Linked DNA regions of Mus musculus: all the other regions are linked to region 4. The links are chromatin loops, found by intact Hi-C in ENCODE. Cell type or tissue: heart. All regions are shown on one strand. Region 1 overlaps Disc1 (disrupted in schizophrenia 1). Region 2 overlaps Disc1 (disrupted in schizophrenia 1). Region 3 holds the start of Sipa1l2 (signal-induced proliferation-associated 1 like 2). Region 4 overlaps Disc1 (disrupted in schizophrenia 1). Region 5 overlaps Pcnx2 (pecanex homolog 2). Region 6 overlaps Disc1 (disrupted in schizophrenia 1). Region 7 overlaps Disc1 (disrupted in schizophrenia 1).

Evidence for each region. Peaks named below come from ENCODE experiments on the same cell type or tissue, not always from the same donor. Only the 100,000 strongest peaks of a DNase experiment are listed, where the experiment ranks them.
Region 1: it touches region 4 in a loop (8-fold over the local background); 16 of 42 quality-filtered maps call a loop at or near these places.
Region 2: a loop joins it to region 4, with 3 times the contacts of the local background. A loop is called at or near these places in 7 of 42 quality-filtered maps.
Region 3: it touches region 4 in a loop (4-fold over the local background); 10 of 42 quality-filtered maps call a loop at or near these places.
Region 5: a loop joins it to region 4, with 5 times the contacts of the local background. A loop is called at or near these places in 16 of 42 quality-filtered maps.
Region 6: it touches region 4 in a loop (2.2-fold over the local background); 8 of 42 quality-filtered maps call a loop at or near these places.
Region 7: it touches region 4 in a loop (4-fold over the local background); 4 of 42 quality-filtered maps call a loop at or near these places.

What each region holds. Positions count from the first base shown.
Region 1 is chr8:125,163,597-125,167,596 of GRCm38, forward strand. Disc1 (disrupted in schizophrenia 1) reads left to right here. Exons shown (of 13, transcript NM_174854.2): 9 at 1,397-1,585. Among named protein-coding and RNA genes, the nearest start is that of Disc1, 110 kb to the left of the region's middle. In heart, CTCF peaks have their summits at 2,386 (motif pointing right) and 3,815 (motif pointing left); a DNase peak (open chromatin) is centred at 2,425; H3K27ac peaks cover 1,909 bases.
Region 2 is chr8:125,126,776-125,130,775 of GRCm38, forward strand. All of the region lies in intron 4 of Disc1 (disrupted in schizophrenia 1), which reads left to right. Among named protein-coding and RNA genes, the nearest start is that of Disc1, 75 kb to the left of the region's middle. In heart, a CTCF peak has its summit at 1,714 (motif pointing right); no DNase peak of the experiment used is centred here; H3K27ac peaks cover 1,293 bases.
Region 3 is chr8:125,567,037-125,571,036 of GRCm38, forward strand. It overlaps Sipa1l2 (signal-induced proliferation-associated 1 like 2), which reads right to left and starts at 2,827. Exons shown (of 22, transcript NM_001357372.1): 1 at 2,619-2,827. In heart, CTCF peaks have their summits at 774, 2,001 and 3,036; DNase peaks (open chromatin) are centred at 1,625, 1,925, 2,325 and 2,945; H3K4me3 peaks cover 3,826 bases; H3K27ac peaks cover 2,479 bases.
Region 4 is chr8:125,065,350-125,069,349 of GRCm38, forward strand. The region is part of intron 1 of Disc1 (disrupted in schizophrenia 1); the gene reads left to right. Among named protein-coding and RNA genes, the nearest start is that of Disc1, 13 kb to the left of the region's middle. In heart, CTCF peaks have their summits at 1,704 (motif pointing right), 1,906 and 3,356 (motif pointing right); DNase peaks (open chromatin) are centred at 1,982 and 2,492; H3K27ac peaks cover 1,295 bases.
Region 5 is chr8:125,868,786-125,872,785 of GRCm38, forward strand. All of the region lies in intron 8 of Pcnx2 (pecanex homolog 2), which reads right to left. Among named protein-coding and RNA genes, the nearest start is that of Gm46061, 19 kb to the left of the region's middle. In heart, no CTCF peak of the experiment used is centred here; no DNase peak of the experiment used is centred here; H3K4me3 peaks cover 656 bases; H3K27ac peaks cover 2,889 bases.
Region 6 is chr8:125,114,921-125,118,920 of GRCm38, forward strand. The region is part of intron 3 of Disc1 (disrupted in schizophrenia 1); the gene reads left to right. Among named protein-coding and RNA genes, the nearest start is that of Disc1, 63 kb to the left of the region's middle. In heart, a CTCF peak has its summit at 1,900 (motif pointing right); no DNase peak of the experiment used is centred here; H3K27ac peaks cover 722 bases.
Region 7 is chr8:125,132,215-125,136,214 of GRCm38, forward strand. Disc1 (disrupted in schizophrenia 1) reads left to right here. Exons shown (of 13, transcript NM_174854.2): 6 at 3,060-3,295. Among named protein-coding and RNA genes, the nearest start is that of Disc1, 80 kb to the left of the region's middle. In heart, no CTCF peak of the experiment used is centred here; DNase peaks (open chromatin) are centred at 1,737 and 2,937; H3K4me3 peaks cover 329 bases; H3K27ac peaks cover 1,724 bases.

The DNA.
Region 1 (4,000 bases), 98 kb after region 4:
AGGCCACCTGCAATTCAGGTGTTATTACGATCGTATTTCACAACACGTTTATGCCAAACTTGCTCATTTATTCTCCTGTTGTTTTAGTTAGAGTCTCTGTAGCTGAGATAAGAACACTGGCCAAAAGTGACTCAGGGAGGAAAGGTCACAGACCATTACTGAAGGGAGTCAGTCACAGCAGGAGCTCCAGCAGGAACATGGAGGCAGGAATCGAAGCAGGGACCACAGAGGAATACTGCTCACTGCCTTGCTTTCAGGGCCTTGCTGTGTTATTGGCCCGGTACGACAGACCTGTCCAGGCATGGCACCACCAGGAGTGAGCTGGGTCGTCCTACATCAATTAACAAAGAACAAAATTCCTGAAGGCGTACCTACAGGCTGATCTGATGGAGTTAATGTCTCAATTGAGGTCCCCCCTTCTCAGCTATGTTAGGATTAGCCATCAAGCGCTGGAGGGATGGCTCAGCGGTTAAGAGCACTTCTGAAGGTCTGGAGTTCAAATTCCAACAACCACATGGTGACTCACAACCACCCGTCATGAGATATGACACCCACTTCTGGTGTGTCTGAAAACAGCTACAGTGTGCTTACATATAATAAATAAATCCTTGGGCCAGAGAGAGCGGGGCTAGAGTGAGCAGAGGTTCTGAGTTTAATTCCCAGCAACTACATGATGGCTCACAACCATCTGTACAGCTACAGTATACTCATATACTTAAAATAAATAAATAAATCTTTAAAAAAAGATTAGCTATCAAATATGTTTCAAATTTTGATAAGGGGGAGGGTTTAATTTATCTGCAGTCTAACTACCAGGCCAGTGCCTTTCCACCGTGCTTGCTGTGTCTGTCCTTGGACATTTGGGTATTGGGTGCAGTGATACCTGGGACTTTCTCTGGACATCTCTGTATTATTCTCAGAGGCATCCTTTCCAGGTGTACCCAACCTCTTGGTGATGCAGCAGGATACCGTTGTCTCCAGTGTTCACACACGAGAATCTCACAATTCATTTACAGAAAATACCAGCATGTTTGGGGAGGCACCGAAGAGACTCTCCCGCCCCACCGGAGGTGGTCTGATAGGCGAGGGCTGCTGAGGGAGGGAGAGTCATTCTCCTCTGGGGACATGGCTGCTGGCAGGTTGCTCATGGCCTGATGGATGGCCTCCACACCCATGCACATACGGACGGCACTAATCAGGGGTTATTAATAATAAAAAGACATGAAGTTGGGAGGAAGACACGGTGTAGGTACTAGAGGGAGGTCCACAGATATCGCGGTGGACACATAGCGATCAATACGCATTATATAAATGCATGGAACTTTCAAAGAATGCAAATATTATTAAAAAGCTCACACACGAAACCTTCCCTCCTCTCTCCCCCACTGTGTTGCAGGAAGCTGCTTCTCCACAGCCAAGGAGCTCACGGAGGAGATTTGGGCCTTGTCGTCAGAGCGGGAAGGGCTAGAGATGTTCCTGGGCAGGCTGTTGGCACTCAGCTCCAGGAACAGCAGAAGGCTGGGCATCGTCAAAGAGGATCACCTCAGGTGCAGGCAGGACCTGGCACTCCAGGACGCCGCCCACAGTGAGTAGCCCCCAGCCAAAGCCTCAGGGCAATGTAGTGCTGATATTATTGGATCCTGTGGCTAGATCACCTTGCTGTGACAGTGGCAGAGAGCACCCAGACAGTTCATGGGGGACATTGTTGGCATGAGCCTTGGGTAACGGGGTAGGGTCACCTGTTAGCTTTTACTTTGCCTTTCTCTGACTTTTTCTGCTCTGCATTTGTTGGTTCATGCCATGGGCTGTGTAGCTTGCACCCCCGGGCACACATCCTGAGCTAGAGGTTTTCCCTTGGTTCAGTCTTCCAGGATGCAGGCCACAGGCCGACAACGGGGGACTGAGAAGGGACCAGGGGGTGACTCTTCTGTCGGGGTGTCCTCTGAGGGTTGATTCTTTCCTCAGGAGAAGGACACGGGTGACATTGGCACTGGCCTACAGAAGGGCCAAAATGCTATTTGCCCTGTGTTCCACTTAACAGACACCACCTGCATATTCCACACATCCACGTCAGGGAAGACCAGTGTTCAAAGTCCAAACAAGGAACCACACCTCCAGCTGTCAGGGCTAGGCCTGCCACTCTGGGAGGAGCAGCCCAGGTTTTAGAGTTCTCCTGAACGGTGTGAGCTGTTGTTCCCTCCCTGTTTGAATCAGATGGCCAGTGATCATGGTTTCTCTTGCTAATGAAGCCCCATCTGGCTCAACAGCTCAGAGCCTAGCATTATTTCCCTTAACTCTTTAAATTTTCCTTATGAAGTATTTAATTTTTTATTTTAAGTTATGTATGGGGGTGGGGTTGTGCATGTTAGTGTAGTACCTGAGGAAGCCAGAAGAGGGTGCCAGATGACCCTGGAGCCGGTGATACAATTACCATGTGGGAGTTAGAAACAGGACTCATGGTTCTCTGTAAGAGCAGCTCCAGTTTTAACCACAGAGCCCCACTCACTCCCGGGCCCCTCCTCCCTCTTTTAGTATAAAATAGAGTTTGTTTGGGGGCATGGGGAGGGGGGGTGAGCAGGGAATAGAGGCTGAGAAAGAGGAGAAAGAGGGGACAGAGGACAGGGACACAGGGTGGGGTGGGATAGGGAGGAGAATTAGGGGCTGGCCAGGGACACTTGGAGAGCGGGACGAGGGGGAAGGGAAGAGAGGGAGAAAGAGATCAGAGAGAGCAAAGGGAGTCAGAGAGAGGAAAGGGTCAGAGAGTCTCTCTCTTTTTTGCGTGTTATTTTTGCGTTGGTCACGCAGAGGTCAGAGGGCAACCTTCAGGAGTCACTTCTCAGTCCACCTTTACTCGGCTCACGGAGCTTGCATGGGTTTCTGCCCACTGAACTACCTTCTCTTTCTCTTTAAGTTTTTCAAGACAGGGTTTCTCTGTAGCCCTGGCTGTCCTGGAATTCACTCTGTAGACCAAGCTGGCCTTGAACTCAGAGATCTGCCTGCCTCTGCCTCCCAAGTGCTGGGATTAAAGGCATGGGCCACCACTGCCCAGCCATCCCTCTCTCTCTTACAGGCCAAATCTTTTATTTATTCATTTGTTTGTTTTGCCACATGCAGCCCAAGGCTGTGTGTGGAGCACGCACAGTGAGGGGGGAGCTCCAGGGTCCCAGGCCCTGCAGGCTGGCTCATTTCGTCATGACTGACCGGAGCACGGTAGAGCTCCAGCAGACTTTTGTAGTCGATTTTTTTTAAGTCTTATGAATAAGAAAAACCAAAATGTTTCACAGTGTAAGCACTCAGTTTTTACACAAAACGGGGGAATGGATTCTATGGAAGAATCAAGGAGATGTAAACAGATTTGAGCAAATCTAACCCAACGATGTTTTCATTTGAATGGTGCGTGAGCCCTTAAAGCCATTAATATCTTTATATAAAAAAAAAGCGCTGTGCAGTATTTGTGAATCTCATCATTGTTACTTCACTAAATACTTTCAAGATGATGAATAAAACATAAACAAGCGGAACGGGAGATTGTTACAGGAGACGACTGAACTGCAGATGGCTCGCGCTGGGGAATCTTTGTGCTCCGTTCATGATAGTATTATGCTGGGTCAGCCACCCTCTCCCTGTGGGTTTGCTCGCCTGTGTCTGAGGCTGAGGAGGTGTGGCTTTAGATCACTCAAATGAACCATCCAAGAGTTGGTAAGAAGAAATAAAAAATGTATTTCAGGGACCAGGGGATAGTTTAATGGGGAAGAGCAAGCATTCTTGCAGAGGACCCATGCTTGCTCCTCAGTTCTCATGGAGTGACACCCCCTTCTGACCTCTACAGGTAATGCACTCACATGTACATGCATACAGAGGCATATGTGCATCCACGTAATTAAAACTAAAAGAAAACAAATTCCTGTGTGAATTAAAGCTTCCACGGATTGGAATGTAATAAAACCGAGTCATAGTCTGGGTTCAGCTGCTTTTGGATCTTGGGAAACAGCAACTCAGA
Region 2 (4,000 bases), 61 kb after region 4:
TGCAGGCAGCATAGTTGGATTAGCCAGTGCCTAGCGTGTAAGCCAATCTAATTCCTTCTTACAATACATGCATTCTTTTGGTTCTGTTCCTCTAGAAAACCCTGCCAAAGAAACTGCTCTAAATTTTATTTTGCCTGTGTATGTGTGCATATATATATGCATTTCCATATGTGCGTGTGCATGTGCATGGTGTATGTGTATGTACATGTGTGTATGTACGTGTGTGCATGCACGTGTACACGTGTGTGTATGCATGTGTACGTGTGTGTGCATGTATGTGTGTTTAGCCATGTGCATGCATATACATGTGTGTGTGTGTGTGTGTGTGTGTGTGTGTGTGTGTGTGTTTGTGCATACAGAGGCCCAAAGTTAACAGAGTGTCCTCCTTGATTGCTCTCTACCTTATTGAGGTGCGGCCTTTTGCTAAACCTGGATCTCACTGGTTTTTGTTAGTCTAGCCAGCCAAATCACCTGGGGATCACCCTATCTTCGTCTTCTGAGGGCAGGGATTACAAGGCCCTCTAGCCGGCCTGTCTTTTGTGTGGGTTCTGGGGTTTGAAGTTGGATCCCCATGCTTGTGCAGTAAGCACTTTATCCTCCGAGCTATCTTCCCAGACCCACCATCTTTAAAAAGGAGCCCTGCTAAACCTATTATCCCTGTCCTCATGCCTCCTCCTCCTCTTCTCCCGGGCTCCCTGTCTCATGGTTTCTACCTCCAGGCACCTCAGGAACACCCCAGGACTCCATCCTCCTACCCTCTAACTCATGGGTTGCTAGCTCTGGTCATCTCTGTCATCTTTCTGTCATTCTCTGTCACCTTTCCAGCCTCCAGCCACTGGAGGCTTCCTCTGCTCGCACTGCAGCAGCCTCTCACCTTGCTGGCTTCTCTAACTCCACTCTGGTATATCATCCATTTCCCCCAAAGCAGTCAGGAGGACCCTGCAGGAAGCAGTGGCTACTGGGCTTTCAGGATGACCTCACTCTCTGTGTGACCTTCAAAGCCTCTATGACCCCAGCCTTACCAGCGCTGACCTCTGACTAGTCAGCACCAGCACCAGCTACCCACACAGCAGAATGTTGCACAATTCTCCAATCTCCCGAGAATCCCGTTGCAGTCACTAATGGTTGCTCATCCTCCAAGACAGTAAAGCCAGCCCCGTGCCAACCCTCTGCCTGTCGGTCACATCTCACGGACTCTTCCTGGAGTATCCTGGGTGACTGTCTCTGTCCCAAGCCTTTGATCTACTGCCTTGAATATCCCTCATTGTGAAGGACAACTGTCCCCAGAGGAGGACTGCACCGTGTACCCCTCCAACTGACTTGGTGCGGGAGTTACATATGTATACACGTTTGTACCAGTTCACAAACATATGTGTGAACACAGGGTTGGGGGAGCTGGAGGGAGAACCTCCCTTCAGCCAGGCTTCCTTCTGATGCTACAACCCAGGGATAGAGGCTGGGTTTTTATCCCTTTAGTTATTTTTTATTCTTGGTTTTTCTTTTGTCAAGCTTACCTGTCCTGTTATTATGATAGCTAGAAATGACTTGACATCTGCGTCATTATCACATTCTTACAGAGCACGTGGGCACGGCTACATAGCTGCTAATTATTAAAGTCAGCCTTTGCTTGTGCCAGCTTCTCTGTGGCCTAAGTTTGCCTGTACTCACCAGGGTCAGCTGGACCCTCAGGACAGAAGTTCCTGCAGTCCTCATGATGACCACCAGGGGTCCCTGGACACAAACTTCTTCGGGGCTCAGCCCCGAGACCCCGGAAGAAGGCTGTTCTAAATGCTGGGGACTTTTCCTGCAGAAATAAAATAGTTTTGTCAACATGGCCAGCTTTCAACACAGATTAGTAACTCAAACAAGTTTCTTTTTATCTTTCTAGGATCAAGTGTTTCTTTGAGAATCTGATGAAAGCAATGCATGTTCCTGTATTCAAACTGCCAGGGTGTCTCTTGAGACCCTCAGATTTTGAGCCTCCCTGTCAATCTGGCCATGGGAGGAGGAGGTCTCTCAGCTTCTCGGGTTATGAAAGTAACCTCAGACTTTACCATCTACTTATTTTTATTGTCTCTTGGTTTTAAAATTACTGCTCAAATTCTCAAGTAAGCTTAACTACCCACCCCGAGAACTGTTTATATCAGCACTGAGGTCACTAGGGTTGGAGGGTCACTGAGTAGCTCTGACAGTTGAATCAGGTCCTCCCACTGTCTCTCAGGTGGAAATCTCTGTTGCTCAGTAAGGGGACTGGTCTCTGGGTGAGGTAAATGCCGCTCCTCTGTGCAAGGTGGCACAAGGTGGTTTTTAGCTTTTACAACAGTGATTATCAACTTGTCATGACTTCTTTGGGTTGGCTGAACCTTTCACAGAAGTCACTTATCAGATATTTACATTACTGTTCATAAAGTAGAAGAATTACAGTCATGAAGTAGCAAGGAAAGTAATGTTTTGGTCGGGGCTTGCCACAGTGCGAGGAGCTGTATTACAGGGTCGCAGCGTTAGGAAGTTTGAGAACTGCTGTTTTCCAGCCTGGCAATGCACTTTCCCCCTTTGTTACAATGTCCTGAGTGGATGTCACAGACACGGGGGCATTTCCACGTTTACCCCCGCATGGTCCTGTCACCATGCCATGTCAACAATAGGTCAGATTCTTAGCCTCGTCTGTCTGCTGTGGATCGTTACGCTGCTATCCTATTCTCTAGTGTCTTTGGTTGCTTCTCTAAACACAAGCTACTGAGATCCTTGCCTCAGGCCCAGCTATCAGGAGAACCCAAACTGGACAGCTATATACCCTGGAAAAACAACCCCCAACTCTTGAGGTGCCGGGGCTCTCTGACTTCTGATGGTGGTAGCAGGTCCGACTGCTTCCTCTTTGATCCAATCAGTGGGAAGGAAGTATGTCCACCCCTCACTCTGACCATGGGGAGGGCAGGAGGGGCTGAGGGCAGCAGCCCATGGTGGTGGTGGGGGCTCTGCATGTGCAACGGCTGGCGTAGGCACCTATCCCACAGACTTAGGGGGAAGGACTTCTAGGCCTGTTCTTGTCACCTCTCATTTCTGATTCAACCTCTTTGACACACCAGGGTTAGAAGGTCAACACTCAGTTGAAGGAAAATGTCCTCTTCTCAAAAGCTTTTGGCAGCTGTAGCAAGCAGTTGACTGGTAATCTCATCTCATTGATACCTTGTTCCCCCCCCCCCCCCCCACTGCATACCATGTGACTTCTCTCTGGCTCCTCAATAATATGGACACCACACTGGTTACTCTTGTCACCTAGCTGCACTTGTGTGTGCATGTGTGTGCGCGTGCATGTGCATGTGTGTGCACTTGTGTGTGCTTGTGCGTGTGTGTGTTCGAGAGTGTATACGCATGCAGAATATCTCTTATCAGCGACCCTTCTGAGAGGAGCAGCATCTGACAAAGATAAGAAACAAAGCACAGGAAGGCTCTCTCTACCCACTGAGACAGGACACTGGCACTGCCAAGATGCATCAGTGTGGCTCGTCTGCTCCCCTGGGACAGGACCTCAGGAGCAAGTGTGGGTGGCATGCACCGGCCTTTCCTCTCCTCTCTCTTGAGCATACAATTCTTTGATTTCTGGCAGACGCTGAGGCAGACTGCAGTGTTGCAGGGCACAGCGACCCTTGGATTGGAATGGGCACACAGGGCACGAGAGGGAGAATCGGCAGATGTTATTATCAGGGATTATGTAAAGACATTGCCCGTTCATTTCTCTGCCGTACTTTTCTCTGAGTCTCGCTATCGGATTTTACAGATAGGTCTCATCCCTTCAGCGATTGATGGGACAGAAACCAGATAGAAAGATTCAAGTTTTTGCACAACTGGGCAGGTCCTAGTGGAGACCCAAGTCTGAGAGTGGAAGCTTAGATCTCAGGCCCCCGGGTTCCCACCAGCATCAAGCATTAACATCCCTGAAACATAAAGGAAAGGCTGGGTAGCAGAGGGAGACTTTGGGGACCAGACACGGAAGATGGAA
Region 3 (4,000 bases), 500 kb after region 4:
ACTTGTGTAGGTTCAGGAAGAGAATCTAGACCTCGGGTTTTTGTAGTCTACAAGGCTTGACTTCATATTTTACTTAAGTAAACAAGTATGGTCAGTCCATGTTCTCTTAGGACTCACGGTGTCTTTGTAAAGACACATATCTAAAACTACCTCCACATTGAGGTCAGAAGTTTAAAGACAAGCCAAGGTTCTCTAAAGCTGGGGTTAACAAGTACTGGTGGAGCCAAGGGTGAGAAGCAGGTCCATGTAAACAGAAGCACAGTTGGGAGGCCTGTGCACGGCCTTGTCAAGCCAGCTTCAATTACCAGATAATAATGATTTGTACTAACACCTGTTTCAGAAATAGATCTTCAAGTGTATCCAACCAACTGTCCCTTTTATCTCAGGTGAAGAGGATTCCCCAAACTCTGGAAAAGTGACTAAGCTCAGGTATCAAAGAGCCCATGCATTATCATACGGGGAGAGGGGTTGCACCTTCCAAATGTATACTCCATAGCTTTGACCAAGATGATGATCCCACTAACGAAGCTAGAAGTTACAGCGCTAAAGCAAACGCTCTTGGCGAGAGCCTAATATTTTACAATAACAAAATCATGCTCTAAAAACTATACACTTAAGCCAGACAGTGCAATTCTCAGCCGCACTCCCAGGCAGAAGCTCCACCTCCACCTCCTAACTGGATGCTGTGTTGTGCTCTCTCCATCCTCCGGAGGAAATGTCTACAGGGCTTCTTATGCAAGTTCACCTCACCCCATCTATAGGTAGCACGTGGGTACTGAGGGAAGCCCTTCCTGTTTGCTATGTTCCCCAGACATTTACCCAGTTGGGGTCCCCCCCCTTTAGCTATTTATGAATACACTTTAATTTAGAACATACAAATTTAACGTTATAATTTAAGCCAGCCAAACCACAAGAAATAACTATAAAGCCAAATTTCAATTTCTTCAGCTAATAAGCCTGCCTACCACCAGGGCAAGACTTGGGCTACCTGTGATGTTTTACTTGTAGAACAAAAGTAAGGAAAATGAATTGGGGTGGAGCAGAGCACACCTGTCATCCAAGCCAATCATGAGGCAGGGGACCACAAGTTCAAAGTCTGTTTGAGCTATAGCGTGAGGTCAGCCTAGGCAGCTTAGTGAGCCTCTTTCAAAATAATAGTAAATGGCTCACTGTTTTGAAATAACAATAAATGAGGCTGGGAATGTAGCTTTGTGGTAGGGTGCTTGTCTATCATACCCAAGCCTATAGGTTTAATTCCCAAATCCGACCCCCTGAAAAAAAAAAGTACTTAACCCAGAATGTAAGAATCTGCTGTGGCCACTGATCGGTTAACTAGAGGCACTAGTTTAATGACTAGACTGTACTAGTCATTAAAAAGCCGTGCTGGGAAGAGACAAGCCAGATCTCACCAGGGGAGAAGGAAACGCAGAGGTCCGTGACACAACCCTCAGTATGACTCAGGCAGACGCACTCAGCTACAGATCTTCCTCAAATGCTGCCGGTCAACCCTTAGGCATGAACAGCCTCACACGCGCCCAAAACTGAAGATAGACTATTCTTCCCCCCTCCCAACCACCCTCCACCCCCTGCAATAGATCCCATTGCTGCCTGTTCCGGAAACCGCTCCAGCTAGCCATAAACAGCATGTCGAAATCTATGCAGCTCTTATCACCAAACCCACCCAAGAACTCCACATTCTCCAAAGACATCAAGACCTCCGCGATGCAGAGCCCAGTAACAAGCAGCTCGCTCATTCGTAGTCACCTCTGGTCGCTAGAGATCAAAGCCCACTTTCCATATTTGAAAAAAGAAATATAATAACCAGTTTAAGCCTTACAGGGGAGTACTATGTTTCAAATAAAGCAGCAGTTTGGGATAGTTTCTTCCTTTCATTCCAATTTGTAAGACGTTAAATAAATAAATAAATCCCAGCCTAGACTGCAGACGCAGGAAACTCAAGCGGGCAGCGGACTAAAATGCCTGTCATAAGAAAGCCATCTAGTGTTAAAGTTTAGAAGTGAAACCGCAGACAAAAGGAACATTTCTGGGACTATTTTGAAGTTACTGGGGAAAACCAATGAGAATAACCAAGACGCCCCGTTTTCTGCGGATGACTTGGGTTTTGGGGTGTTCTGCATTCTGCCTTTCCCCCTCGCTGTTTGGCCTTCTTTCTCAAAGCCATCCTTGCGCAGACCGAGGCAACTCCAAGCAGAACCCGAAGCGCCTAAGACCTGTTTTGACCAAAATCAGGTATCGCCCAGCCCCAATTCGTGAGGACGCACTTGCTGTCCGTTCGCCCGTGCTGACGTTGGCCCGGACTGAATTAATGTAGCCGAAGATGGTTAATGACGACAAACGTCTCCCCAAGGGGTGACGCCAAGTTGTCCTCGGCTTTCGCTCTCCGGGAGACGAGCCGAAATTGATTCTCGGGATTCTGCGACCAGGCTCAAATGAATGTGCCGGCGCTGCCGGTCGCTTCCCGACCGCGGTCCTCACCCGCGGAGACGCGAGCCCGCGCGTACAAAGGAGCGGGAGTCCCGGGGGAGCGGCCCGCAAGTTGCGCGCAGCCGGGCAGGTCCGGTCCCTGCGCCCTGCACCCCGCACCCCCCGGCACGCACCTCGGAGCCGCGGTCCTCTGGACCCCGCCAGGGCCGGCGCGCAGAAGCCAGGGCCTCGCCGCCCGCCGCCGTCCCGCGCTACCCATGGGCGCGCTCCCCGCGCGGCCGTTGCGCCCGCGGCTCGAGCTGTCGCCAGGCGCCGCGCTGCGTCCTCGGCCGCCCGGCTCCGTCTGCAGCCGGCTCCCGCCGCCGCCGCCCGCCCCGGCACCGCCCCCACGCGCTCCGCCCCCGCCTATTGGCCGGTGCCCCGAAAGACCCCACCCCGAGCGCGCCGCCCCCTCTCATTGGCCGGTGGCCGGACGGTCCCCGCCCCTAAAGCTCCGCCCACGCCCATTGGCCAACCGGACAGGCCCCGCCCCGAGCGCTCCGCCCACGCCCATTGGCGCGCCTCCTGGCCAGACTCGCCCCTCGCGGTCGGGCGCGCGCGAGCGCGAGCGTCCTCGGAGAGCGATTCTCCAGGTCGCGGCGAGCGCGAGGCCTCGGCTTACGGGGACAGGCGGCCGGCTTCGGAGTGCTCGCGAGCCCGGGTGCCCTCGGAACGACCGGTGCTCTCCGGGTGTGGACTCTCATTCGTACATGCTCGCACCATGTCCGGACCCTTGAGAGTCACCACGGCCTGGCGAAGCCCGAGGGACGGACTTGACGCAAAAGTGCAAGCTGTAGTCGCGCGGGCCGGGGAACCTGAGCCAGGAGCGATGCACGAGCGGGCCCACGCCTGCTCTCGGTGTTCCGGCCCTGTCTACCCCCTTTACCCCCAACCGCCGGGAGCCTCACCTGCGGCCGGCTGCAGAAGAGCGGCGTTGGGCTCTATTTTGAGATGCACGGGCAGGAGGAGTAAATAAGGCCGGAGCAGGTGGCAGAGCTGGCTCCACCTTACGTCCCCAGAGTCCTGAAATGGTTTGTTTGGGACTTTGAACTCCTCCCTGGAAGAGATAATGTTAATAATGTTATCTCTCCTTCCCTGTCGCAGTGCTTCCTACTACGAGCACACATCCTGGTGAAGTTTAAACAGTGGGTCCCCACCCAAGCTGCATTTCTCTGCGTGCACATTGTCCAATCTCTTATATATCATTTTAAATACAGGTGTAATGCGTAGGAATGGGCCTTGTAAAACATGCCAGCAACCTGTATATGACATTATGCTCCTGAGATTTCCAGGTTTTGAGGTCTTTCTGGATGGTCTCCCTATACCTACCGTTTGCAGAAGTTGTGTATGCATTCCACAAACATGAAGTCTGAGAAAAGTCCTGTGCTGCAGTGCTTTCTGGGAAACTTTTTACCAGACCCTGCTCTGTGCTTGGGGGTGAGGTGGGGGAGGGGGCAGATTAAACCGGGGCAGAGACTGTGGAATACAGCGCCAGAGAGGAAGGCAGGGCGTGGCT
Region 4 (4,000 bases):
GTTTCCTTTTTTAGTGAGCAAAGGGTCTTTCCCCTGACAGTCCTTCAGTTCCTGGCATATGTTTTATGTACATTGTATGTTTAAGGTCAATCAAAGTGGCAACAGTTTCTAAAGGAGCCTTGTAAGTGTTTCAGAAGAGAAAAAAACACATTGTCATGATTTTAACACTGGAGTACCTGGACTGTGGGGCACAGTGTAGGGCACAGAGCATCCCAAGCCTGGGACAGTGGAACACAGTAGAGGACACAGAGCACCCCAAGCCAGCTCTACAGCTACCAGCTCTCAAGCACCCTTGTCCCATCTCCCACCGGCGTCTATCGCCACCATCTATCAGGAACCATCAAAGTTCCCGAATCACGGGGAATGCCTTTCTTATCAGAGAGCACAGAGGGCATGCTGGGAACAAATGTTATTCAATCAGCATCCAAGTCCTTGGGTGCCCAGTTTTGCAGCCCAAGGTCCTGCTGGGCTGGAGGGTGAGCTGGACCTGGCACTGTGCCTCTAAAGGTGTATAAACTGATGATTGTTCCACAGTACGGTCAAGGGACAGGTTTTTATTGTAGGTATGAGGGAGAGAACAGCCAGAGGCATCAGGAAGGGTCCTGAGCACAGAGAAAAAAAATAGATTGAATGTGGCCAGCAGAGAGATGGGGAAGAAGGACACATGTGTGCATGTGCACACATATACCATACACATATATGCATACATATATACACATGCACACACACACATACATGCACCACATGCACACACCATGCATATACACATACATACACACATGCATACACACATACATATATACACATGCACACATATATACACACCTCGCACATATACACACCACACACATACACACATACATATATACACATGCACACATATATACACACCTCGCACATATACACACCACACACATACACACACTACACATACACATATATATACACACATACATACACACATAGAGAGATAGATATAGATAGATAGATAAATGATAGATAGAAAGACTAAGAGATTGTGGGCAAAAGAGAGCATATCCATAATAGCAGGGTTATGAGAAGAATGAGTAGCAGAGGGGAGGGAAACCCTTGAGCTGGAGAAGTTGAGTGTGTGTGTGTGTGTGTGTGTGTGTGTGTGTGTGTGTGTGTAGGGGGCTAAGAAGAGATGGGTACTAGTGATCCTGAGGGAGCCTGAGGTCAGCATGGGTTTTGGAATGCTTATAGCCACCTCACATAGCCATGTGTTCCTTCTGCCACTGAAAAGGGAAATGGCCCCTTTGGCAGAGGGACTGTAGGAGCTCATGGGGGATGCTGGCTTTTGTTTAACCACCAGAATGCAGGGAAATGGTGTTTCCTTTGCATGTGAGAGAGCAGCCAGCAGCAACAGTTCTGTGAAGAATTCTTTAGTTAGTGGTATTATCTCAGTGTTGCAGCAAATCACTGGCACAGGAGGTAATGGGGTAGGCTGATCACACAAACCAAGGGCTTCGAGTGCAGCTTGCACTGGCCTTGTGGAGATCCCAGAACCGGCAGAGCTTTGGGCTTCTTGCTTGATTTTGTCTGGACCTTGTGTAGCCGCCATCTCTGTGCAATGGCATCTGTGTAAGGCCCTCTCCTAGGATACTGTGTTTGGTTTCTCCATGTGACTGACAAGCAGGCATCCACTGGCAGAACATTCTTGCATGTACAACTTCATACCTACAGAGGGCGCCCTGACCCCAAAGAAGACCTTTTTTGGGCTTTTACGCTACAGGATGGGAAGTGAGTATGTTTTGAAGGTACTTAATAAAACCATTACTAAACGCTCGCAGACCAACCCTGGGACTGGGGCACGCTGCCTTTGCCTTCCTGCAGAACCCTGCAGGCTCTGGGTAAAGTTTTGGAACTGTTGCTTGTGAACTGTTACCACTTCTGTGACACTGGCCGCAGGACAGCCTACTTGGCCCACGCTCAGGGTGTTCCTTCCGCATTGTCAAAGGCCTCTCAGAGCAGAAAAGGCCAGCTTGCTTCCTGGAACCCCACAGGAGCCACAGTCAAAGGGCTTCTTGTTTCAGCTGCAGAAAACCCACAGGAAATGCTGGCTTCAGAGCAGCTATGAGTTCCCATTGTCCCCTCAGACCTAGCCATGTTCCCCCCCCCCCCCCACTCCCCTCTGAATGAGGTAGCAACTAGCATACAAACAAACTGAACAGTAGCGTTTCCGGCAGCCAGGGGACTTTCCGTCCAAGTTCTCCCAGCAATGAAAGGGAAGAGTCCCAGCTAGCTTCCTTGTGCTTTCAGGGATGATCGTGCCATTTGTACAAAGCTGGCCTCATAGTAGGCACTTTATCAAGACTATTGAGGAGAGGTGACTCGATTCCAAGTCTCCGACAGCCCCTGTCACTCACTCACTAGCTGTGTGGGCAGGGACGAGCTGTTTGATTCTAATCTCTGCCTGTGTGCTGAGCACCGCATGCTTGCTTCCTGAAACTGTCACGGGGATGACAGTAGACAATATAAGACAACGTCACACAGTCAAGGCAGGCCGCAGTCTGGGACTATGCCAATGAGGTCCCATGGGATGGGGCATGTGGCCTCAGCAACTTATATTCTAATTTCTCAGCTCACGGATGCCCTCTCCTGAGGGGCAGCTTTTGGGGTTTGGCTGATGGTCTCTATGTGGCAGCAGGGGTGTATCATCAACATTGCTAGCTTAGCTGGCATAGCATCCTGGAGGGTGTGTCTGGTGACCTCACTGTGCCCCAGGATGGGTCATTGCATTTATGCCTCTGCCATCTTACTGCTGACCTTGGCACGTCTGTGGTGACGCTACAGGAACCAAACAGAAAAATATCTGTGGCGCGTTCATCTCTCTCTCAGCTTCCTGACTGTGGATGCCATGAGACCAGATGCCCAAGCTCCTGTCACCATTCCTTGCCTGCTTTGATGTGCTGTGCCTGTCCTGGTTGACTGTAACTGTCATCTGAGAAGGAAGTCTCAAGTGAGGGATTGCCTAACTCAGATTGGCCTGTGGTGTGCCTGTGAAGGATCAACATGTTCGTTAATTGATGTAGGCAGTCTCAGCCCACTTTGGGTGGCACCATTCCTTAGACAGATTGTCTGGATTGTATAAGAAAGTTAGTTAAGCATGAGCCTGTGAGCCAGCCAGCAAGCAGTCACCTTCTGCCATGATTTCTGCATCAAGTTTTTGTTTGAGTTTCTGCCCTGACTTCCCTCAGTGATAATCTGAGGAAGAAACCCTTTCTTCCCCTCATTTGCGTTTAGCTAGGGTATTGTTTTTTGTTTATTTTATTTTATTTTTTTAGATTTATATATTTATTATGTATACAGCATTCTGCCTGCAAGTATGCCTGCAGGCCAGAAGAGGGCACCAGATCTCATTATAGATGACTGTAAGACACCATGAAGCTGCTGGGAATTGAACTCAGGACCTCTGGAAGAGCAGCCAGAGCTCTTAACTGCTGAACCATCCCCCTCTCCTTTCCATCGCCTTCTTCTCCCCCTTCCTTTCACCTTCTGCCCTCCTCCATCTCCTAAAGATAGTTCCAGGAGTTAGAACAATGGTTTCCCATAGATGCTTGTGTCCGAAGCATCTGTGCATAGCTTTCCCCAGTGTGGCTTGGAGGAGCTTGAAGGGTAGATGTGGTGAAGTCTAAAACTATCAATTTTTGGATATGTCTCAAATCACCTGGGTTGACTGAAGGAATTGTGGGTGTTTCTAATGGAAAGAAGAAGGCAAGAGTGAAGGTCAGGAGTTTGAGGATGCTAAACTGTGGGTTTGGGGGATGAAGGGAGCTCACCGGAGAGGTTCCAGAGGCGAGTTGATGATCTTCGGTGGTTTCCAGGGGGAGACTTGCGCTCTCAAACCCTGGGCCAGAATACACTTGCCTCCTCTTAGGTTGTTTCTTGTCAGGTTTTTGGTCACAGCCATGGGAAAAGCTGCTTAATAATGTCACTTAAGGTCACACAGAGCCATCTCCCTCCAGGCTTTCTTCTCTGT
Region 5 (4,000 bases), 800 kb after region 4:
GTGGAGCCTTTGCTGGAGGAAGTGAGACCCTGGGGGTGGTGGAATGTGAAGGTTATAGTCCAGGCCTGCTCGCCATTCAGTCTGTTTCCTGGCCTACTAGAAAGTGAAGAACGCTTCTGTATTGTCTACCCTAACATGATGGACGGTGGTTCCCTCTGATACCACGAGGTGGAATCAATCCTCCCCCTGTCAACTCTCTGCTGTCAGGTTCTTGGTCACAGCCGTGAGAACGGCTCACTAGCACACTATGTTCTCCGGAATGTCTGCTCCCTTGTGAGCGCTCTCCCTGCTGATCAGCTCACCACACCTCCCACTGATGGAGTGGCCCGCCGGATTTATCAGGACAGCTTTTCACTTCGACTCTGTTTACATGGACAGCACTGAGTGACGCTGCTCTGGAACCTTGTAGTGAGATAAGATCAAAATGGGGGCTCCTTGATTGGATAGGACAGAGACTCGGAAGTTTGCTGTGTGAGAACTGCATGGAAGCCAAGAAACTAACTAGGCTACGTTTCAGGTGAGAGAGGTCAGGCTGACATACGGGCAGGAAAGGGGACCACACCACACATGGGGGAGCTAGAGGTATATGGATCTTCTACTGCTGACTGCTACAGAAGGTGCTAGAAACAGCTCTTCTAGATACACACCTGCTGATGCTTCCTGCCAAGATGTGGTACTCTAAGGAGGGACTACTTCTGGGCTCGGTTCCTGCACATTAGCAAGCATGCTTCTAATTGCAAAATACTATGTCATAAACAGGAATGGATCCAAACCAGTGCTGTACTGCTGACTGCCTCGGCTTAAAGCACATGGCTTGGCCACCTTGGTTCTATGCCCGAGAGAGAGAGAGACAGGCGTTTCCTTCCTAGGGGTGTAGGAACTAGAACGGACTGAACAGAACGTCCTGATGGAGCCTCTACGTCAGGCACAAGTAAGTAAGAGGTTCTGGTCTCGCTGTTGCGTCTTGATGAGGAACTTGGCCTGAGTCTCCCTGTTAGGTAGCAAGATGGCTGCCAGCCTTCCCATAGATAATGCCTTGGCTCCGACTGCAATGGTGAAGAAGGTCCAGCATTCATTCATCATTATCTAACAAAGACTCAAACAACAGATCAGCTTCCCTCTCAAGGAACTATTTTCACTAGATGTGGCTGGGCCCTTATCACAAGCACACACTGTCACCTCTGCTGGCTCCTGGGCAGCCTGGAGGGACAAGCCTGTGATTAGCAAGACTGTACCTCAAATGGAGCTGCTCCTCCAGGGCCTATCCTCTTCCTCTAGGCTGTGGCGGCTACAGCATTAAAGGATCATGAGACCAGTGCTCTCTGCTGCATTAATAAACATTTATTCCAGGACTGTTTATTAGGGATGTCAAGGGACGTTCCCACCTCCTCTGAAACATCTGAGGGATGGAGAGAGCCCACTCTCTGGAATGACCTTCTCAGTGACACCACCAGGTCTCCATCAGCCTGAGGCTGGGTTGGTCTCAGGTCAACTAGTTCTCCTCAGGGTCAAAGCAGAGGCTGGAGCACTCAGAGAAACATGAGGGGGGAGGTTGGTGGTGTAGGGGTGACAAGAACGAACCAGCCCCGGAAGGGAACAAAGAGGCTGAAGCTGAGCTGGGCCCTGGTGGCTCCAACCTGGAATTCCAGCATTTGGGTGACTAAGGCAGGGGGATAGCTGGAAGTCTGAGGCTAATCTGGGTTACACAGTATGAGGCTCTGTTCCAAATTGGCATCTCTGCTGGGCTGGGTGGGACAGGGCTGGGTCTGGGGTAAACGGAAAGTGGTTAGAGTCCCTGTGTTCCTAACGTTGTCCTACCCATCTGGGGAAGCTGCAAGAACAATCCAAGGCCAGTGCTGCTTTCTCCCAGTGACAGAGAAAGTATCGCCGGAAATTCCTTATCCTCACCAGATTGTAAAACAAGTGTTTTCTGCCCCCCTGGAGACCTTATCTTTTCTGCCTGTCCTTCCCAAGGCTCCCGACTCAACTGTGGGATGGGTGGGAAGGGGGTGGGGAGGGATGCCTTAGGACAGAAGTTAGTGTAACAGGCTCACTGGCTGTAGAGGACACTAAAGGACATCAGCCTGATGGGGGATGGGAGGGAGGTTTCTAACAGGGAGAGGGCTTTGATGTGGGATCAACTCCCCTTTCATAAGACAGCACAAATAAAGGGAAGCCTCTGAGAGGCTGCAGAGGGAAATCAAGTGGATGGAGAGTGCCCTCATGTGGCAGCCGGGGGTGTGTGCAGCCACAAAGCCTCAGCTTCCGCTTGGAATTTTATTCCTGGAACTCTGGGGCCTGGAGAGAAATAGCACCTCTTAACCACGTGTCTGAGTGAGACCCCGGGATGAGGACCAGTCCAGGACGAGGAGAGATCAACAAAGACTGAGAAACCACACCTCAGAGAGGGTGTGGGAGAAACCACAGGAAGGCCTGCTCCGGGACCATCCCCCCACCCCCACCCCCCTCTGTGTGATCAAAGCCGGCAAGAATTTCCAAGTCTCTAACCCTGATGCAGCAAACACTTATCTTCAAACCAACAGTGACACCGCTCTTTGCTTGAGGATAAATATCCTCAAAGAGAGCTGTCAAAAGGGCAGCTGGTGGGGTTCACTGAGGAGCCCCACATCTCCCTGTTCTGAGCACCCATCAGTCTCACCACAGCTGTCCCCACCCCTGTCTTTCCAAACTCAAGGTCTTCACTTCCTTGGAATAAAGCAAAAAAAACAAAACAAAAAAAAAAAAAACAAAAAACAAAAAACAAAAAAAAAACAAAAAACAAAAACAAAAAAACAAAAACAAAAACAAAAACAAAAAAACGGGTGATTATTTCTGGAATGTCTCTGTCTGCTTCCCATCTTCGGAAGCCAGGTGCAGCTACGGTCTGAGGAGACGGCTCAGTCGATACAGCGCTTGCCACACACACACAAGACCCTGAGTGTGAGGCCCAGAACCCACATACAAAAGTCAGGAGTGGTGTGTCAGCACTCAGGAGGCAGAGGGAGGTGGATCGGTGGCACACACTGGCCGGGAAGCCCAGCCTACTTGGTGAGGCTCAGGTCTCAAAAAAGGAAATACAAGGTGGATGGCCCATGAGAGGTGATGTGGGAGCAGTGTTAACTTCAAGGTTTGGGTCTGTCAAAGGAGAACATTTGTAGACAAATTTTCATGGGACGAAGAGCAGAAGCTCTCACTCTAGCTTAGTGGTGCATGGCAGTCAGCCCAGAAACTGGAAACAGAGGCAGGGAGAATCAAAGTTCAAGACCATCCTGGGCTGCATGTCTCAAAAACCAAACAAAACCAAGCAAAAACCAAGCAAAGGCTCAGCCGATGAAGTGCCTGCCCTGCAAGTTTGGGGACCCGGGTTCTGATCCCAGAACCCACACAGTGAAGTTTGTTGAGGTGAGCTTGTAATCCCAACACTCAGGAGACAGAGACAGGCGTGTGTTCCTGGGGCTCATCACCAGCCTGGCCTGCTAGGAGAACTCCAGGCCAATGAGAAACTCTGTCTCAAGTGAGATTTAAAGTTCCCTTCTGGCCTATATATGCACTGCACATGCACATGTGTGCATGTGTACACACACACACACACACACCACACACATGCACGCGCACACGTGTGCACACACATACACTCATGCATGGGGTGGAGAGTGAAATTTTAGTTACAAAGCCTATAAAGGAGTAGTGGATGTCTGACGTGCAGTGAGAATCATTTCAACCCTGAAGATTTGTTAGCCTTTCAGGCAACTTCTTCCATTTCCTGGGCTGATGACCTGCGTCCAGATCAGTTTTCAGGCAGATCAGCTCACTTTGGGCTCTGAACTAGTAAATCAGTCCTGTGTTCTGGTCAGTTAAACACAAAGCGGATTTACTGTCAGGCAGGATTTCCCAGCAGCCCCCGGAGATGCTGTGATTCAGGTTTCTGGGGAGAGCAGAGCAGTCAGATATCCTTCCCAGAGGCGCCTGCTTGAAGAACAGCTAGCGTGTGACTCAGGGT
Region 6 (4,000 bases), 50 kb after region 4:
TTGGCTATTATGTAAAACGCGATGAAAAATGACTCTCGAAGATGTTGATGGCTGCAGCCAGAGAGGCCCCATCGGGTGCAGACTGGTCACCTGTCTCTAAGAATATTGCTCATACCATGTATTCTGTCATCCCACGGGCAGATACATAACTGGAATCCAATCTACTTAGCAAGATGTCTTTATGTAAAGTTTCTGCTTCATAAATACTTACGCGAATGCTCGACTGTTCATTTGTTGTCCTTCTGGGTGTTTTTGTAGCGCAGTAGTAAAGCGGGCCCTTAGTACTGATGGACTAAGGGTAGCGGATGAGCCTCGTTAAACGTTAATAGATTTATGTGTATGATGGTTAATCTTTCTTGTCAAAGGGATCTTGAATCATATATATTTCTGGGTGTTTCTTCAAGAGTGTTTCCAGAGAGGTCTGAGGAGGGAATACCTGCCTTCAATATGGGAAGCACCATTTCACAGGCTGGGGACTTGGACTTCACTGAAAAGGAGAAAGCGAGCTGAGTGCCAGCATTCATCTCGTTTTGCCTCCCGACTCTGGGTGCCACATGACTCCTGGCTGTGGACTCCATGTGACCAGCTGCCTCAAGGTCCTGCCACCTTGACCAGTGAGCTAAAATTAATCCCCCCTTGTGTGGGGGTCAGGTGTTTTGTCACAGCAACAAGAAAATTAACTGTGATCATAAAATTAACAGCAATAAGAAGATTAACCATTAACAACACAGTGACCTAACAAATCCTCTTGCTCTGAAGTAGAGTGAGGTGACGGCTGGCGTTTCTGTCCTGAAATCCTCTGTCGTGTAATATTCGCACCTGCAAGAGATTTTGCCAGTCAGAAGGTTTTCTTCAATGTCTGGTTTTTCTCACTGCTTGTGGGCACCTTTTCTTTTTGATGAATTTCGAATTTGTTCACTTGTTCTTGTTATTCATCTCTATTTACAAAGTGTAAACACTATTTCTCTTTCTTATTACATTATTTCTGTTAAATCATTGGCCAGCTGCATTTGTTGGACACCCATGTGTGCAGCATATTCCTCAGTACGCTGGCCTGGATCTACCACAGGAATTCATTTTGTTTTGTTTTTGTTGTTTTTGTTTGTTTTTTGAGACAGGGTTTCTCTGTATAGCCCTGGCTGTCCTGGAACTCTCTTTGTAGACCAGGCTGGCCTCAAACTCAGAAATCTACCTGCCTCTGCCACCCAAGTGCTGGAATCAAAGGCATGCTCCACCACTGCCCGGCTTACCACAGGAATTCATATTCACTGTGTTGCAGAGCGTTCCAAACAACACAGGGTTAAAAGAAAGAGAGTCAAGGTGTCTTAGTCAATGTTCTGTTGCTGTGAAGAGACCCCGTGGCCAAGGTAGTTCATCTAAAGGAGAGCATTTTGATTGGGGCTGGCTTATGGTTTCAGAGGTTTAGTCCATTGTCAGCATGGCAGGAAGCATGGTGGCATGCAGGCAGACATGGTGCTGGAGAAGGAGCTGAGAGTTCTACATCCAGATACAGCAGGACTCAGAGAGAGACACCGGGCCTGGCTTGAGCATTTGAAACCCAAAGCCCACTCCCAGAGACACATCTCCTCCAACAAGGCCACACCTCCGAATCCCTATCAAATGATGCCACTCCCTAATGACCAAGCATTCAAACCTATGAGTCTACGGGGGCCATGCCTATTCAAACCATCACACAAGGGAAGCAAACCCTGTCTCCTCAACCACTAAAGAGGAGGGAGGAAGAGGAGGCTTCAAAAAGGCTGCACAGGATGCTGGCTTAACTCATAGTGAAAATGACTTACTTAGAAATCAGGGAAGTCACAGGCTGAGCTCACATTTGCCCCTCGTTCTGTGACTATGACTGAACACACAAGTCATTGCAGATCTTTGCTTGGCCACTTGATGGCAGCACGCTATAGCCATGGTGCCTCCTTGCCCTCCAGGACTAAGATCTATGTCTCTAAACAAGGATATGTCCCCAGGCCACTACTCTGTAGCTTCCAAGTCATGAAGTTGATTTAGACATACTTCTGCTGCCCTTTAGGAAAGAATTTGGGTCCCTGGAGAAGAGTCTGTGTCACAGGCTTAGAACCTGTCTCACTCCCAATGCCAGTGACTCCTGCCCCATCCTCCTTCTTCTTCCTCCTTCTTTTCCCCCTCCCTCTCCTCCTTCTCTTTAGCAATGCAATCGCCTGCAGTTGTGACTCTGGATGTTTGGGGATGTGAAGAACTTGTACTGATCTGATTGATGACTCAGGTGCAGCGGAGGCTTCCACTTCCTCTGACAGGGACCTGCAAGAACCTATGCCTGTCCTGTCCCACCCTGGATATCCACCGTCATCACTGACAAGCTGTGGTTTTAGGCGTCACCACCTCAGAGCTATCGTTTCCTTTTGGTAATGATACAGCTTAGAGGGTCTTAGCATACAGTCCCTGGGAACCAGCTCACCTGTTCCCTGCTTCCTCTCACCACAAAGCATTCTGTCAGCACTGTGCTCAGGCCTCACTTTGCTACAAGGGGATGAAGAGGGCTGTCATTATCATCTGTTCTGATGCTCAAGTCATCTGATATATGAACGTCTTCAGGTGGCCCCCTGTGTTCTATTGACAGAGCCTCAGTCTCCCAGTGCTTTCTAAGTGTTTTGGTATAAGATAATCTAGACTCACCTCATCTTGATGCTGTCTCAGCCTGGGGGCTCTGCTTCCGTCCCGGAGGATAATGTTTGCGTCTGGGCTGGCAGTTCTCCAGGCCCTCTGAGTAGAACAGATAGAAGAGATGTGGAAATATATGTGTGTGTACATCCATGGCTCTCTCTGTATCTACTGCGAGTTTGCATATTAGAAGTGATCATCTCCTTCGAGGAGTTCTGAAATCGGATGCAGGGGCTTATCACTGTAGCAAGCACAAAACCAAAGTCAGCTCCGAGGAGGAAGAGGAACGGAAGAGTTCTTACCTGCAGAGGGGAGATGACAAAGTTATTTCCCAGGCAATGGTCTCCCCAAACAAAGGACTCATGGGGGTTTATTTAGCAGGCAGAATCTGTACTTATCACACGCCGAAGTGTCATTCCTGAACATGCTCAGGTTAAGATCATAATTGAAAAAGAAAAGTCACACTGGGCACTGTGGCACCTGCCTTTAACCCCAGCACTCGATGGAGAGAGAGGTAGACCTCTTGTCTGAGGCTAGCCAATGAGTTCCAGAGCAGTCAGAGCTATGTAGAGAGACCCTGTCTTAGAAAAAGAAAAAGAAAGAAAAAGTCTCAAACCATCTGTGTGAAAAATTGAAGTGACAGCCTGACATGCCTCTGGGCGTGCTCAGATTGCCCAATTTTAGCTGAAAATGCCGGGATGGATACTTTAAAGAATTGGCAATGATGCAGGAGTCTTGCCCCATCACTAACTGGCCAGGACAATACAGGTCCTTTCCACTCCTCTTCCCTCCCACAACTATGTAGCCCAAGCTAGCCTCAGACTCACAGCAACCCTCCTTCCTTCCTCAGCCTCCTACTGCTGTAACTCCAGGTGAGCATCACCATGCCCCACGGAAGGTGTGCTTTGTAACAAGATGTGTGCGAGTGCCCAGTGCAACGCCGGGCTGTGGCAGGTGTTCTGACGCCCTTGATGCACCTGCTCATGCGCCTGCAGCCACAGGAACTGCAGTGTCAGCTCTGTGTAGGAATGAAGGGGAGAGCTCTCAGAACCCTGGCGGGGCAGCCCTGTCTAGGCCGGAGGCAGAAGAAATGGAAATGGAGGAAGCTTGAGGGTGTGCGCAGGGTGTGAACACGCAGGCTGAGCGCAAGGAAGGCTCTGAACCAAACTCCCTGCTGGGAGAACACCCAAGACCATGTGAGGCAGGACAGCATCAAACATGGCTTCAGACACCTTTTCCATATATATGCACACACACACATACACACACACACATGTGTTTGCATATGTGTGGACAGATGTATGTGTATGCAGAGATAAGTATGCCCATGCATGTGGAGACTTTAGGT
Region 7 (4,000 bases), 67 kb after region 4:
TGGGCCCTCTCTTACCCATGTAAGTCAGATGCAGTGAGGGGGCCTCTGCTTCACTGCAGTGCAAGGACTCAAAGCGGAGGCGGTAGAGCGGCCACTCCTTTGCACAGGACTGGGTTGCAGTTGCATAGATGGGAGTCAGGATCTTTGGTTCTGCTCTCTGTGGCCGCTGGTGTGTCTGGGAATCTCTGTGGCCGCTGGTGTGTCTGGGAATCTCTGTGGCCGCTGGTGTGTCTGGGAATCTCTGTGGCCGCTGGTGTGTCTGGGAATCTCTGTGGCCGCTGGTGTGCTAGGAATGCTTTGTGGGAATCCCTACCATGGTGGACTCTGGGAAACCACTGTGAAGAGACATGGTTTTGAGTCTAGCCCGGGTGTGAGGCTGCATCTGTAATGACCAGCAGATATGTGGAGGCCATGCTTGGCTCACAGCAGTGGTGACATCTGGCCAGGAAGTGCCCAGGGTTAGAACTCTAAATGAGGCTCCAAGGTGAGAGAGCAGAGGCAGGAAAGGGGTCTGGAAGTTTTCTAAGTAGACCCCGGGCAGGGACTGAGAAGCAGCCAGGGGTCGGGGTTGGGGGTAGGGGGCTGGGACTGCTGAGCCTGCAGCCTGGAGCAGGAACTGGGAGTCTGTGAAGCACCAGGCAGCAGCACCAGGGATTCATGGGAAGAGCCTAAATGGACAGAGTGGAAAATCCATCCAGTGTGATTCTTAACATCAACTTTGGGCCTCCACGTGCACACATACCCACGTGCTCCCACGTGCTCTCACGTGCCTGCGGACATAGACACACCACACTCCCATGAAAGTGGAAAAAAAATTAATAGAAGAATGAGATGTTTTGTTGTCATGGAAAACAGTCTTGCAGTTCCTCAAACATTTGAAAATGGAGTTCTTCATACCCAGCACCCAGTCCCGCTCATCGTTGATACACACCTGAAAAGAAAGTGCTGTCTAGACAAGACATCTAGTCACTATAACTGATGACAGCCCAAGAGGCCATGGCTGGATAGACAAGCAAAGTGTGTTGTGGATGCACTTTGTGGTCTGTGACTAGGCTTACAAAAGGCACTGTACTACCGGGCACAGTGTGGGTGAATGTGGAGGGCATTGTGTTTGCTGCATGAGACAGTCATGGAAGAGAGATACTGTAATATTCTACTTAGATTCCCAGAGTAGGAAAGGAGATTGGGGTGCGGTGGGGAGTGGGTGGGGTAAGGAATGGGGGTGAGGATCGGGTGGCAGGGGACGGAGAATTAGTGTTTAATGGGGATAGAGTCTTGTGGTTGGATGGCGAGATTGCTCGCATGGTTTGTGTGTGTCTGACATCACTGAACTGAGCATGTGTGGTGGCAGAGACGCTAATTCTTATGCCTCTTTTACTATAGTTTAGGGTGACCTGAGCTTGTCTTCCTAGTATGGGGAGGCTGAGGCAAAAGTATTGCTGTAGGTTCAAGCCTGGGCTGCAAGATGAGTCCTGGGCTAGCTCTGACTGCTAAAAAAAACGAGAGAGAGAGAGAGAGAGAGAGAGAGAGAGAGAGAGCGAGCTGTGGATCTCAAGGGCAGACAGAGCAGCCAAGCCTTGTTGAACACAGCCTGCAGGCGAGCCGGAAGTTCTGGGTGGGAGTGTTGGAGCTCATCTCTCTCCTCTGGGACTGCAGGTGGGTGCAGGAGGTAGAAGCTGTGGAGAATCTGCTCCGTGGGTGGAGAGAACATTCGGGAGATAGGGGAGATATCAGGAATTAAGCTGTGCTCTTATCAGCTAGGAACAGCAAGGGAACAGGGGCGTGTCCCTCAGCAGAGCCTGGTGCTGTATTCAGACTCCCACGCATCGAGATGGCTATCTGCCCAGCACCAAGCACACGATGTTCAGTCACCTGCTGCTTGTTTATGCGTTGGCCTGGAGACAGATGATAGTTATGGATTAACATAGATTCTAGGTCAATCAATTAGTGCAAATTGTGTGTGAGTGTCTGTGTGTTTGAATGTGTGCACATGTGTGTGCACATACATGTATGTGGAGGACAGAAGTTGATGTTGGATACTTACCCCAATCACCCTTCACCTTATTTTTGACCCAGAGTTTCTCATTGAATCTAGATTTCAATGACTGGGCTAGACTGTGGCCAGCAAGTTCCCAGGATCCTCCTGTCTCTGATCACCACACCCTCATGCTGGGGTGAGGAATTCATTCTGTGGGACCCCAGCTTTCCCATGGGTTCTGGGGAATCAGAAGGTAGCGCACGCCTTTAATCCCAGCACTTGGGAGGCAGAGGCAGGTGGATTTCTGAGTTCGAGGCCAGCCTGGTCTACAAAGTGAGTTCCAGGACAGCCAGGGCTACACAGAGAAACCCTGTCTCGAAAAACAAACAAAAACAAAAACAAACAAACAAACAAAAAACAAAGAAGAAGAAGAAGAAGAAGAAGAAGAAGAAGAAGAAGAAGAAGAAGAAGAAGAAGAAGAAGAAGAAGAAGAAACAGCAGCAGCAGCTCTTTGTGCGTGCACGGCAAGCACTTGGCGGACAGAGTCACCTCACCGACTGTGGGAACCGAACTGTCCGACATGCTAAAGGACATTAGGCTCCATGGCCCAACAGCCATTTGTTCTCTGCATCCCATTGCTGTGACAAGCCAAGGCTCCTGTCTTTCTGTGCATCCTAAATCCTCATTGTTTGTGGACAGGGTTTTCTCCTCCCGGCTCACAGCTGGCATCTCGGTGTGGGGTATGAGCTGCTAGCACCCTCACTTGCCCGCTGCCAGAAGGGAAGCCAGTGAGCGACACACCATTCACTGGGTTTTATCAAATCAAAACCTTGGCCCGCACCTGTCTATATTTAATGCTTGGGAGGAAGCAATGTTTTCCTTCCTGCCAGCACATCAAAAACACAAAGCTGGCGGCATGATTTTTCCGGTTCAGCAAACTTCTGGAATCTGCCTGCCTCGGAAGGGTGGGGTAGGTGGGCTTTGCGACTGCGGTGCATATGGCCCCCCTATCATTTAGCCACTCTCATTGTCAGCAGAGCAGGGTTAATGGCTGAAATCTGTTCCCCCTCTCTCTCTGCAGAAGGAAATCGAAGCTCTCCAAGCACGGATGTCTGCGCTGGAGGCAAAGGAAAAACGGCTGAGCCAAGAGTTGGAGGAGCAGGAGGTGCTGCTCCGGTGGCCGGGCTGTGACCTGATGGCACTGGTGGCCCAGATGTCCCCAGGCCAGCTGCAGGAGGTCAGCAAGGCCTTGGGAGAGACCCTGACCTCTGCCAACCAGGCTCCCTTCCAGGTGGAGCCACCTGAGACCCTCAGGAGGTACTGGTGACTTTCTGAGTTTCCAACTTTACCTCTTTCTCCTGGTTATTGAGGTGACTTTGCTGTCCCTTGTCCATGGGTCCTTCTCAGGCAGTCTGTTTGCTGAGTGGAAGGGATGGAGGCATTTTGATGTTAGATTGCCTTCGGGGTCAGCCATGAGCCTGGGAGTTATTTGGTATTCGATCTACCTAACCCCTAACTGTCTGCAGTGTCCTCTCTCCAAGAAGCAGTTTCCACCATTCCCAGGGGCTGGCTCGTCTCTCCCTCCTTCTCTCCCTCCCTCTTTCATTTGGGATTCAATTAGATAGAGATAGTGACACTGGCTTTTGATGAAGATAATCTCCTGGAAAGAGACAGATTCCACTTCTATCAAGGGATAGGGCATGGCTTTGAAAGACTGTACCCTGGGCTGCGGTGATGCTCAGATATAAAGTGTTATCACACAAGTGTGGGGATCTGAGTTTAGAACCCCAGACCCTGTGAAAAATCTGGGTGCAGGGGTACACACCTTTAACCTGGTTTCTGGGGCTACAGACTCAGGAGGATCTCTGAGGTTTGCTGGCCACGCAGCTTAGCTCTAGATTCAGTGACCCTGAGTGTGATCGAGGAAGATTAACCTCTCTCTCTCTCTCTCTCCCTCTCCCTCTTCCTCTCTCTCTTTCTCTCTGTGTGTGTGTGTGTGTCTGTCTGTCTCTCTTTATGGCA